2 separate regions of the Homo sapiens genome follow, and region 1 is linked to region 2. The links are chromatin contacts, found by Hi-C or POLR2A ChIA-PET in ENCODE. All regions are on one chromosome and are shown on one strand. Each heading gives the region's core, a stretch centred on a gene start or an enhancer-like site at or near the end of the contact. The rest is flanking DNA. Distances are from core to core; before and after follow the strand shown. Region 1 holds the start of DLGAP5 (DLG associated protein 5). Region 2 holds the start of GMFB (glia maturation factor beta).

Region 1 (5,164 bases), core at 1,721-4,220, 700 kb before region 2:
GGACGCCTGTAATCCCAGCTACTCAGGAGACTGAGGCTGGAGAATCACTTGAATCTGGGAGGCAGAGGTTGTAGTGAGCTGAGATTGCGCCATTGTACTCCAGCCTGGGCGGCAGAGACTCCACCTTAAAAAAATAATAATAATAATAATAAAAAGAACTTCAGGTAAATTGCTAAGATTTCTGACTCCAATCCCTGGCTCCCAGACAGCCCAGCTCTGGGAACAGCCGGGGCCTAGGGGAACTCACTGCCATGATAGGTGCTGGCTTAAGGTCTGATCCAGCACAGTCCCAGTGGTGGTGGCCACAGTGAGCCACCACCCTCAGTTCCAGCTGGCTCAGCAGAGAGAGACATTCCATTTATTTCGGAGCAAGTGAGTGAAAAGAACAAGAGTCTCTGCCTGTAATTCAGAGAATTCTTCCAGATCTTTGCCAAGACTATCAAGGTGGTACCTCTACAAGTCTGAAAAAACCACAGCATTATTAGGCTTGGGGCACAAGTCCCTTCAAACACCCTGAAAGCCTTCCCAAGAAGGACAGCCAAAAACAAGCCCAGATTGTGAAGACTACAATAAATACTTAATTTTTCAATGCCCACACACCAATGAACATCTACAAGCATTAACACCATCCAGGAAACATGATCTCATGAAATGAACTAAATAAGGAACCAGGGACCAATCCTGGAGAAACATAGATATAGGAACTTTCAGGCAGAGAATTCAAAGCAGCTGTTTTGAGGAATCTCAAAGAAAATCAACATAACACAGAGAAGGAATTCAGAATTCTATCAGATAAATTTAACAAAGAAGCTGAAATAATTTAAAAGAAGCAGAAATTCTAGGGTCAAAAAATATAATTGACATGCTGAAGAATGCATCAGAGTTTCTTAATAGCAGAATAGTTTTCTTTTCTTTTTTTTTTTTTGAGACAGGTTCCTACTTTTTTGTCCAGGCTAGGGTACAGTGGTGCGATCATAGCTCACTGTAACCTCAAACTCCTGGGCTCCAGTGATGTTCCCACTTCAGCCTCCCAAGTAGTGGGACTAGAGATGTGCGCCACCATGCCCAGCTAATATTGTATTATTATTATTATTATTATTTGGTAGAGATGGGGTCTTGCTATGTTGCCAGTGCTGGACTTGAACTCCTGGCCTCAACTGATTCTCCCATCTTGGCCTCCCAAAGTGCTGAAATTACAGGTATGAGCCACCATTCTCAGTCTCTTTTTTTTTTTTTTTTTTTTTGAGATGGAGTCTCACTCTGTCACCCAGGCCAGAGTGGAGTGGTGCGATCTCAGCTCACTGCAACCTCCACCTCCTGGATTCAAGCGATTCTCCTGCCTCAGCCTCCTGAGTAGCTGGGACTACAGGCGCGCACCACCACACCCGGCTAATTTTTGTATTTTTAGCAGAGACGGCATTTCACCATATTGGCCAGGGTGATCTTGATCTCTTGACCTCGTGATCCCCCCGCCTTGACCTCCCAAAGTGCTGGGATTACAAGCGCAAGCCACAGTGCCTGGCCAGAAGGGTGAACATTAGAGACTGACAACCCCACGTGCTGGAAAGCATGTGAAACAAGTGGAACTCTTATATGTGGCTGGTGGGAATTGTAAAATGGTACAACCACTTTGGAAAACTGCTTGGCAATTCCTTACAAAGTTAGACATGGGTGACGGCACCCGCCTATAGTCCCAGCTATTCAAGAGGCCAAGGCTGCAATGAGCTATGATTGTGCCACTGCTCTCTAGCCTGGGGGACGGAGAGACCCTGCTTCTAAAAAAAAAAAAAAATTTTAAGTTAAACATACCCAGAATGACCCAGAAATTCCACTCCTGTATTTCCTCAAGATAAATAAAATATGCCCACAAGGACTTGTACGAGAATGGTTATAGCAACTTTGCTCATCATCACCAAAAATTGAAAGCAATACAAATCCATCAACTGGTGAATGCATAAAGTATTCAATGGAATGCCTCTCAATAACAAACACTACTAACTTCTGGTTCACGCAGACCCAAAAGAGTACCTATCACCTTCATTTTTATAGTGCTAGAAATAAGAGGAGTGGTTGCTGATGTGGTGGGAGATGGACAGGAAAGAAACAGGCCACTCTTCTGAGTGATGGAAATGCTCTACGTCCTGATTGGGTGGTAGTTACACAGCTGTTTACATTTACCAAACTCATCAAATTGTCCACTGGGGGGGAAAAACTATTATTTTCACTGTATACGAAAACTTCGCCTCAACAAAAAATGAACTAAAAAAGAAAAAAAAGGGGAGGGGGGCTGGCGACGTTGAAAAGTAACGCTAAACTATGTAAGGATTTGATAATTGGGGTAAGCCTTTTCTTTAAAACGTCTAGTAAAGAAAACATTCCAAGAAGGTCTGCTAGATTCTGTGACTAAACAAGGACATTAAAAAGCCCTGAATCCAGCTTGGTCAACGTAGTGAGGCCCTGTCTCTACGGAATTTTTTTAAAGTTAGCCAGGCGTAGTGGTGCGCGCCTATAGTCCCAGCTACTCGGGAGGCTGAGGTGGGAGGATGGTTTGAACACAGCAGCTCAAGGCTGCAGTGAGCAGTGGTCGGTGCCCACTATACTCCAGCCTAAGGGACAGAGACCTTGTCTCAAAAAAAAGAAAAAAGAAAAAAAAAAAAAGCCTTGCGAGCTCTGGGGGAGATTTCCCGCAGCCCAGCTTTGCCAGGGACCCAGCCTCACCCCTCGGGCTCCACCGCCCACTCCCGCCCTTCACCTGACGTGAGCGCCCCGACTGCTCCACTCCTTCTCATCCCGCGTCGCGGTCCCGCCTATTTTCCCTCTCTCACCCATCTTTTGAACTGGCCCTTCACCTTTCAATCAATTCAAATATCGCACGGAGCAAACCAATCGCAAGCCTCGTTGAGTGGAAGGGGTGGGATCTTCCCCGGAAGTGTTGGTTAAAGCCCCTCCAATCAGCGGCTCGGTGCGGCAAGTTTGAATTTCGTGGAGGCTCGGGTTGTGAGGGTTCCTGCTTCGGAGTCGGCGGTGGTCGTCCAGACCGAGTGTTCTTTACTTTTTGTTTGGTTGAGGTTTCACGCTAGAAGGTGGCTCAGGTAGGTGGGTGCTGGAGAGCTGGACGGAGAACACTGGCCCGCTTCCGTTGAAGGTCTAGAAGGGTCTGAGGACCGGGGGCTGCGAGCGGGAGCAAGTCAGAGGCAGGCTCCTTTAGGACCGTGTTACCTGCCCTTCCCGAAGCTGATAATGCGAGCCTTTAGAAGAGTCCATATGTTTGCCCTGACCTCTGTAATAGTCAGCGTTTCACCACCGGGGCGTAATTGACCTTTGGGGTGAAACTGTTCTTCACTAGCTCCGACATTAAATTCCCGTAGCTCTTCCCAGGTCCCATGGCAACTAAAAACGCCCGGTTGAGAACCTCTAGTCAAGCAAGATTAACGCATTCTGGACTTTCAAGCTGGAGGAAACGCCACTCAGCCAAACAAAATTTAGGTGTGTGTGGAGCCAGGGCTGCCTTGCTTGGGATCCCAGCTTCACCACCTTTTAGATATGCTAATGTGAGCAGTTAATTGACCTCATCTGTATGAGAGCGATAATAGTTAACTACCTTTCAGGGTTATTCTGATAATTGTACCTTTAATGTTGTCCTCGCTCGCTCTTTCTCTTGCTGTGGATAGTGCTATCCTGTATTTAATACATAAGTCTTAATTTTTCTTCAATCTTTAGCGAATTAATATTGCAGGAGATAAATAGTAGAAGACAGTTCTTTATGAAAAGCACAGTCCATTGTCACTTTCCTTGGGTCTTAGAGGAGAATGTTATTAGCATGCAGGTCAGACAGATTCTCGTTTTTTATATTTTGTTGATTGCTTAGAATCATGTAACAATGTATTGCATTACTTGTGCCAATTTTTCTATTATCTGGAGTTTTCTAGTGGATTTAGTTAATTCTTGTTGAAGAATATACCATAGTGTGTCTATCACAGAGCCTCCCCCTTACCTTTTTTTGTTTTTGTTTTTTAACTGCCAAGACTTCTGAGAATCAGTATCCTTTCTCCAGTTTGGCTTGGTAGTTCTCTATACCAGCTACACAGGTGACCCCCTCAAACTTTCTAATTTTCTTTGTTCTCCCTAGTTGGATCTACTGACGTCGTCTTTATTGTCCTCTTTTGTTTTGCTTGAATACATTCTCAAAGATCTTTCCAAGAAAAAGGCATGTGCCAATTAAACTATATGATTTTGTGCGTGTGTGTGTGTGTGTGTGTGTGTGTATGGCTTTTCTTTTTTAAAATTTATAGAGACGGGGTCGTGTTATGTTGCCCAGGCTGGTCTCAAACTCCTGGGCTCAAGCAGTCCTGCCTCGACCTCCCAAAGTGGTAGGATTACAGGCCTAAGCCACCGTGCCGGCCTAAACTGTATGATTTCTTGTATGGATGAAAATAATGGAGCAAACTGATAGGGTTATTGTGAACTATATATTTGGTCTTGTTCTGTTTTCTGGCAAACAACTACTAAAATCCTTGGAGTCTTCAAAGTGGTACCTTTTTGTATGCTAATGATTGACTGATAGCTGGATGCCTCTAAATAGCTTCAGGATTGGGGCTGGTCACTAGACAGACCAAGGCAGGATTTCTCGAGAGTTGGCATTTTCAGCCCCACCTCACAACCTCTGGGGAGGGGAGAGGAGCTGAAGGTTGACTTGATCACCAGTGGTCAATGATTTAATCACTCATGCTTATGTAATGAAGCTGCCATAAAAACCAAAAAAAAACACCTGTGTTTGGAGAGCTTCTTAGGTGAATACATGAAGGTTCCTAAACAGTGGTGCTACCTGAGAGAGCATGGAAGCTCCTTGTTCCTTTCCACATACTTTGCCCTGTGCCTCTCTATCCAACTCTATCTGTATCCGGTTGCCTATTGATTATCCCTATATGACTAATAGGTACCTGGTGTGGGGTTTTTGTTTGTTTTTGGTTTTCTTTTGGCTTTAGAAGAAATGTTAGACTACCTGCATTCCTCATCATGGGTAAGGAAACCCTTGTGTACATGGTCCTTCACTTAACCTATTTTCACCTTTATTTCACGCTTTTCTTTTTGCAGTGTTCTCTGTGGTAAGCCCAGAGCCTCTTTTATTCTGGACTATCACTTACTGGCTTTCTCTTCACTGGTC
Region 2 (5,085 bases), core at 1,869-4,368:
AGGCTTATGCAATTCTCCCACTTCAGCCTCCTGAGTATCTGGGACCACAGGTGCACACCACCATGCCCCACTATTTTTTTGTAATTTTTGTAGAGACAGGGTTTCACCATGTTGCCCATGCTGGTCTCGAATTCCTGGGCTCAAGTGATCTGCCCGCCTTGGCCTCCCAAAGTGCTGGGATTACAAGTGTGAGCCACTGCACTCATCCAAGAATGTCACTTTCTAACAGGCCCAGAAGCTCCAAGTTATCCTGGGATGTCCAGAGGAGAGGAATTCACCCAGTTTATACAGGTATTTGCAGCCCAGCCTGCTCAAGGCTTTAAAAAGTCTCATCTGAGATTCCTTATGGAAAAAGTTCCAACAAAGCCAATTTAAAAGATAATTATTCTTGCTGCACTTTATACACATAATAAGGCCAAGTATAATAAAACTAAAACTTATTTTACAAATTGGTCCTACCTTGATTCGTCTCTGATAAAAATGAGAGACTGGAGAGAGAAATATTATAATACACCTGCTGGTAGACTCTAGTCTTGTCTGTTGTGTTTGAGTATTTTTAAAATATTATTTTCTGCTGGGTGTGGTGGCTCATGCGTCTAATCCCAGCACTTTGGGAGGCTGAGGTGGGCAGATCACTAAGGTCAGGAGTTCAAGATCAACCTGGCCAACATGGTGAAACCCCTTCTCTACTAAAAATACAAAAAAAATTAGACAGGTATGGTGGCATACACCTGTAGTCCCAGCTACTTGGGAGGCTGAGGCATGAGAGTCGCTTGAACATGGGAAGTGGAGGCTGCAGTGAACTGAGATCAAGCCACTGCACTCCAGTCTGGGCGACAGAGTGAGACTCTGTCTCAAAAAATAAATAAAAATAAAATATTATTTTCTACAATTTGGATTTGATCTTAAAACCTTTCTGGGCTACAAGTCTCCAAAATAATGTTTTCAAATTTTTCTCCCATTTTTCTGACTTATACTCAATAGAATTCCTACTACCTTTTTTTCTGAGGCCCTGCAAGCTGAAGCTTATTTCTTGTGATACAAGCAAGAAGAACATGTCACATTGCCACTGCCTTCCTCCTCTGTAACTAAAGATGCTTTGAGTCTAACATCTGGATAGATTATACCAACCATTAACGTTTGTTTTTCTTCTGTTTCCATAGAAATGCCTCTTATTAAAAGTCTGTTGCCTTATATTTCAGACAACAGGAGACTATTCACTTAGATTCCAAATGGCATCTAATCTCTTCCTACAATCATTATTAAACTGAGCTTAAGCATTTTATTAGTTATCACTGGGTGCTATTTGGCTTTTAAAATAATTATTTGTTATATTCAATAGGGGTACAGTTGTTAAAGTTTATGTCTTCCAGGCTTCAACTATTCCAAGTCCCTTCAAGTCTGTAGAACAGTCGGTGAGAGATTTCCATGCCCCCCGGGGTTAAGCAGGGATGACAACCCTGTTCAGCAGGAAGTAGCTTTAGAAGATAAGATCTTTGGCCCTTTCTCCTTAAGAATAAGGAAGGTAAAATCTTATAAGGGGAAATGAAAAACAGTAGAAATGGGGCTTGGCTTCAGCTCACCCACACTAGAGCATTTTTTTCATGCATTTCCACTCATGACAAACCCACACCACTACCTTACTGCTAATAGTCCTTTTATTTAAAGAATTCCAATGACTGGCCTTAGGAGATAACCAAGGTTGAGAGTGTCCCACCTTGGAGAGGAATGTTGAACAATTGATTCACAGCCTTGTTGCCGCAAACCAGACCATTGGGTGGCCCATTACTCAAGACAACCCTGGCAAACAGATAATGCTGACCTGCATAAACTACCCCTAATTTGTTGTGCTCTTTTAGGAGAGTCAGTCAGGGAATTCTCTCATTCTCTTATGCTGCCTCCCTTATGCTCCGGCATAAGCTCCAATGAAGCCTTGCCTGGAGAAACTCTTTTGGCCTCAGGTCAATTTGCATTGAGAGACCAAGAACCCATGGTCATAACAAAATGAGGTACTGCCCCAGGCAGTTTGTTTTATTGAAGGTACCTGTTGAATCCTAGAGCCTAAACTTTACTTCTCCCAAACCACTTTCTTCATGCATTCAAAACTGGACTTGTTCCACTAAGTCTGCATCTGGTACAGAGACTTCTTGATGTTTACTTAGGCAGTGGCCCATAAGAGTGCTCATTGAAACACCAATCATCATTCATTCATACTTCAATAAATAACTTGTATGGAGAAAAGAGGCTGGGCATGGTGGCTGACGCCTGTGATCCCAGCGCTTTGGGAGGCACACAGGAAGACTGTTTGTGGCCAGGAGTTCAAGACCAGCTTGGGCAATATAGGGAGACTCTATCTCTACAAAAAAATTTAAAAATTAGCCGGGTGTGTGGTGGCACACGGCTGTAGTCCCAGCTACTGGGGAGGCTGAGGTAGGAGGATTGCTTGAACCCAGGAGTTTGAGGCTGCTGTGAGCTATAATCGTGCTACTGCATTCCAGCCTGGGCAACAGAGCGAGACGAGAGAGAGAGAGAAGAAATGTGTGTGTGTGAGAGAAGAGAGAAGAAATGTGTGTGTGTGTGAGAGAGAAGAAATGTGTGTAAGAGAGAGAGGGAAAGGGGGAGGGAGAGAGAGAGAAAGAGAGAGAGAGAGAGAGAGAGATTGATTAACCAAGTCCTGGAAGGCAGCCGTGGTCAGAAGTGGGGTTCTGGAGAGGGTGGGAGGAAAGGAGGTGTGCCTAGATTTGAGGGAGATCAAATTTGGAAGGTAGGCTGCGGTCAGTACACACATTTACCATTGAAAACATTGATGTCACCATTAACATGCTCTCAGAGCTTGAAGACTGCGAAAAAGGTCCGGAGAACTGGCATGACTTTTAAGTATGCACCTTGGGTTTGTTTCTCACTTGCAGCCAGGCAGAGCGTCCTCCTCTAGAGGGAGCAGGGAAAAGAAAAAAAAAAAAAAAAAAAAAAAAAAAAAAATCAGGCGATCGCATTCTGTCTAATTTTGAGCCGCGCCTTTTGCCGTCCGCCATCACGTGCCGGCCCGCTGAGGCCGCGTTGATAGGTGGGGGCGACTGGGCCAGGCGCCGGGGCAGGAAGGGAGGCGGCCGCCGTGCCATTCTTAAAGGCGCCCGAGTGTAGGCGACAGGCCGCTGACGGCCGGAAGGAAAATGGTGAGTTGCCGCTGGGAGGGCGGGGGCCGGAGGGCTGGGCGAGCCGGCCAGCCGGGTTTTCCCGGTTTCCGGAGCCGGCGGCGGCGGGCAGCGCCCAGGAGGGCTCGGCGGCCGCTTCCGCTCCCAGCAGCTGGCCAGTGCCCATAGCTAGAGTACTTGGCCTCTGCCGCCGCCACCACGCCTCAGGGCAGCATCTTCCAGCTGGGCCCGGGGTGGACCCGCCCAGCGGGCCATGGGACTAGGGTGCGGCCACGAGCAGGGGGGTTGGGGAGGCCCCACGCCAGGTCCTTCTGGTTGGAGGGCTTCAGCTTCTGAGCTGTAGGTTGGAGGGAAAGGGGTCTGCCCCATCGGAGGGCTCCCTCAATTCCTGCTTTCCCTGCCAGGGCCGTGGCCAGGTTCCAGGGGTTGGTGGGCCCCGAGCATCTTCCACCTGGCGGCGTTTTGGGGGAGGACTCGAATTCCGATTGAATTCTCTCGGCCTCACCTTAGCTTCTTTCTCTCTGCTCCTTTCCCTAGCTTCCTACAGAGGATTTCTCCTTATCTTTGCTTTCCTATGGCAGTTGGAAACCTTTCGACCCAAAGCTTTGGCACTGGGCCTTAAAGTAATTGTCAATAACTTTAGTTTTGTTGGTTCTGGGGGCTGTGGCTTCTGTTCTTACATGGGATGGACCCCAAGCATAAAAATAAAGTGGAAAATTAAATAAATCGCCATCAAGGATCTTTTGGATCCATCCCATTAGGTTTTAAAATATGGGTAAATTTCATTAGAAACAACAAAACACTGCTCTCTGTGACCATCCACTCAATTCTCAGCCCACTTTCATCGAATAGATCTTGTCATGGTCACTGAATCGAATGGATTCTTTTCAGTTTTCGTCTTCTCTGACCTTTTAGCTGCATTCCAGAGTGTTATACTCTCTTGTTTTTGAAGCATTCTCTTCCTTCATTCTTCCCCTTTGGCTTCTGGGATACAGAGCTCCTCCTACTTCTCCTATTGGTCCATCTGTTTCCCTTTCAGACTATTCTCCTTTCCCTGGACAATGCTCGAAGGAGTCCCAGGTTTCATCCTAATCCTTCATTTTCCATTCTGTATTCTTCATCCTAAACTATGGCTTCAGTTACCATCTATATTCAGATGACTTGTGAATTTACAGCTCAGAAGACCTTGCTTCTGAGATCCAATCCAGATCTGTATGTACTTTTTTTTCTTTGAGTCGGAGTTTCACTCTTGTGGCCCAGGCTGGAGTGCAATGGCGGGATCTCGGCCCATTGCAACCTCCGCCTCCCAGGTTCAAGCAGTTCTCCTGCCTCAGCCTCCCAAGTAGCTGGGATTACAGGCATGTGCCACCACGCCCGGCTAATTTTGTTTTTTTGTTTGTTTGTTTTGAGATGGAGTCTCGCTCTGTCGCGTTGGTTGGAGTGCAGTGGCGCGATCTCCGCTCACTGCAAGCTCCGCCTCCCTGGTTCACGCCGTTCGTTCTCCCGCCTCAGCCTCCCGAGTAGCTGGGACTACAGGCTCCCGCCACCACACCCGGCTAATTTTGTTTTTGTATTTTTAGTACAGACGGGGTTTCACCGTGTTAGCCAGGATGGTCTCGATCTCCTGACCTCGTGATCCACCTGCCTCGGCCTCCCAAAGTGCTGGGATTACAGGCGTGAGCCACCGCGCCCGGCCCTAATTTTGTATTTTTAGTAGAGACGGGGTTTCACCATGTTAGCCAGGATGGTCTCGATCTCCTGACCTCAAGTGATCCACCTGCCCCGGCCTCCCAAAGTGTTGAGATTACAGACGTGAGCTACCGCGCCTGACCCCAGATCTATATATTAATATTTCAATATTTAGTTACCATTCCCCTGGGAAGCTTTTCCTCCACTTGGTCTCCTCAAAGCCACCTCAGTTTGTCCAAAGTAG

The links. A loop is a pair of places that touch in the nucleus more often than their neighbours do. ChIA-PET counts read pairs that join two places held with the same protein, here RNA polymerase II (POLR2A). Pooled maps may share reads with other maps.
Region 1: a map of CD8-positive, alpha-beta T cell shows a loop between it and region 2 (5-fold over the local background). The contact joins the promoter of DLGAP5 here to the promoter of GMFB in region 2. A Hi-C loop is called at or near these places in 1 of 168 maps with a recorded cell type or tissue (CD8-positive, alpha-beta T cell), 1 of 37 single-sample maps with no recorded cell type and 6 of 50 pooled maps. POLR2A ChIA-PET finds 5 or more read pairs at or near these places in 1 of 52 experiments (activated T-cell).

Annotation. Positions count from the first base shown.
Region 1 is chr14:55,189,391-55,194,554 of GRCh38, reverse strand. It overlaps DLGAP5 (DLG associated protein 5), which reads left to right and starts at 2,970. Exons shown (of 19, transcript NM_014750.5): 1 at 2,970-3,092. It overlaps LOC105370508 (a long non-coding RNA gene), which reads right to left and starts at 2,882. Exons shown (of 2, transcript XR_943888.3): 1 at 2,753-2,882. RefSeq lists enhancers at 2,674-3,226, 3,227-3,780.
Region 2 is chr14:54,487,013-54,492,097 of GRCh38, reverse strand. GMFB (glia maturation factor beta) reads left to right here and starts at 3,118. Exons shown (of 7, transcript NM_004124.3): 1 at 3,118-3,173. The coding sequence starts at 3,171. RefSeq lists a silencer at 3,036-3,435.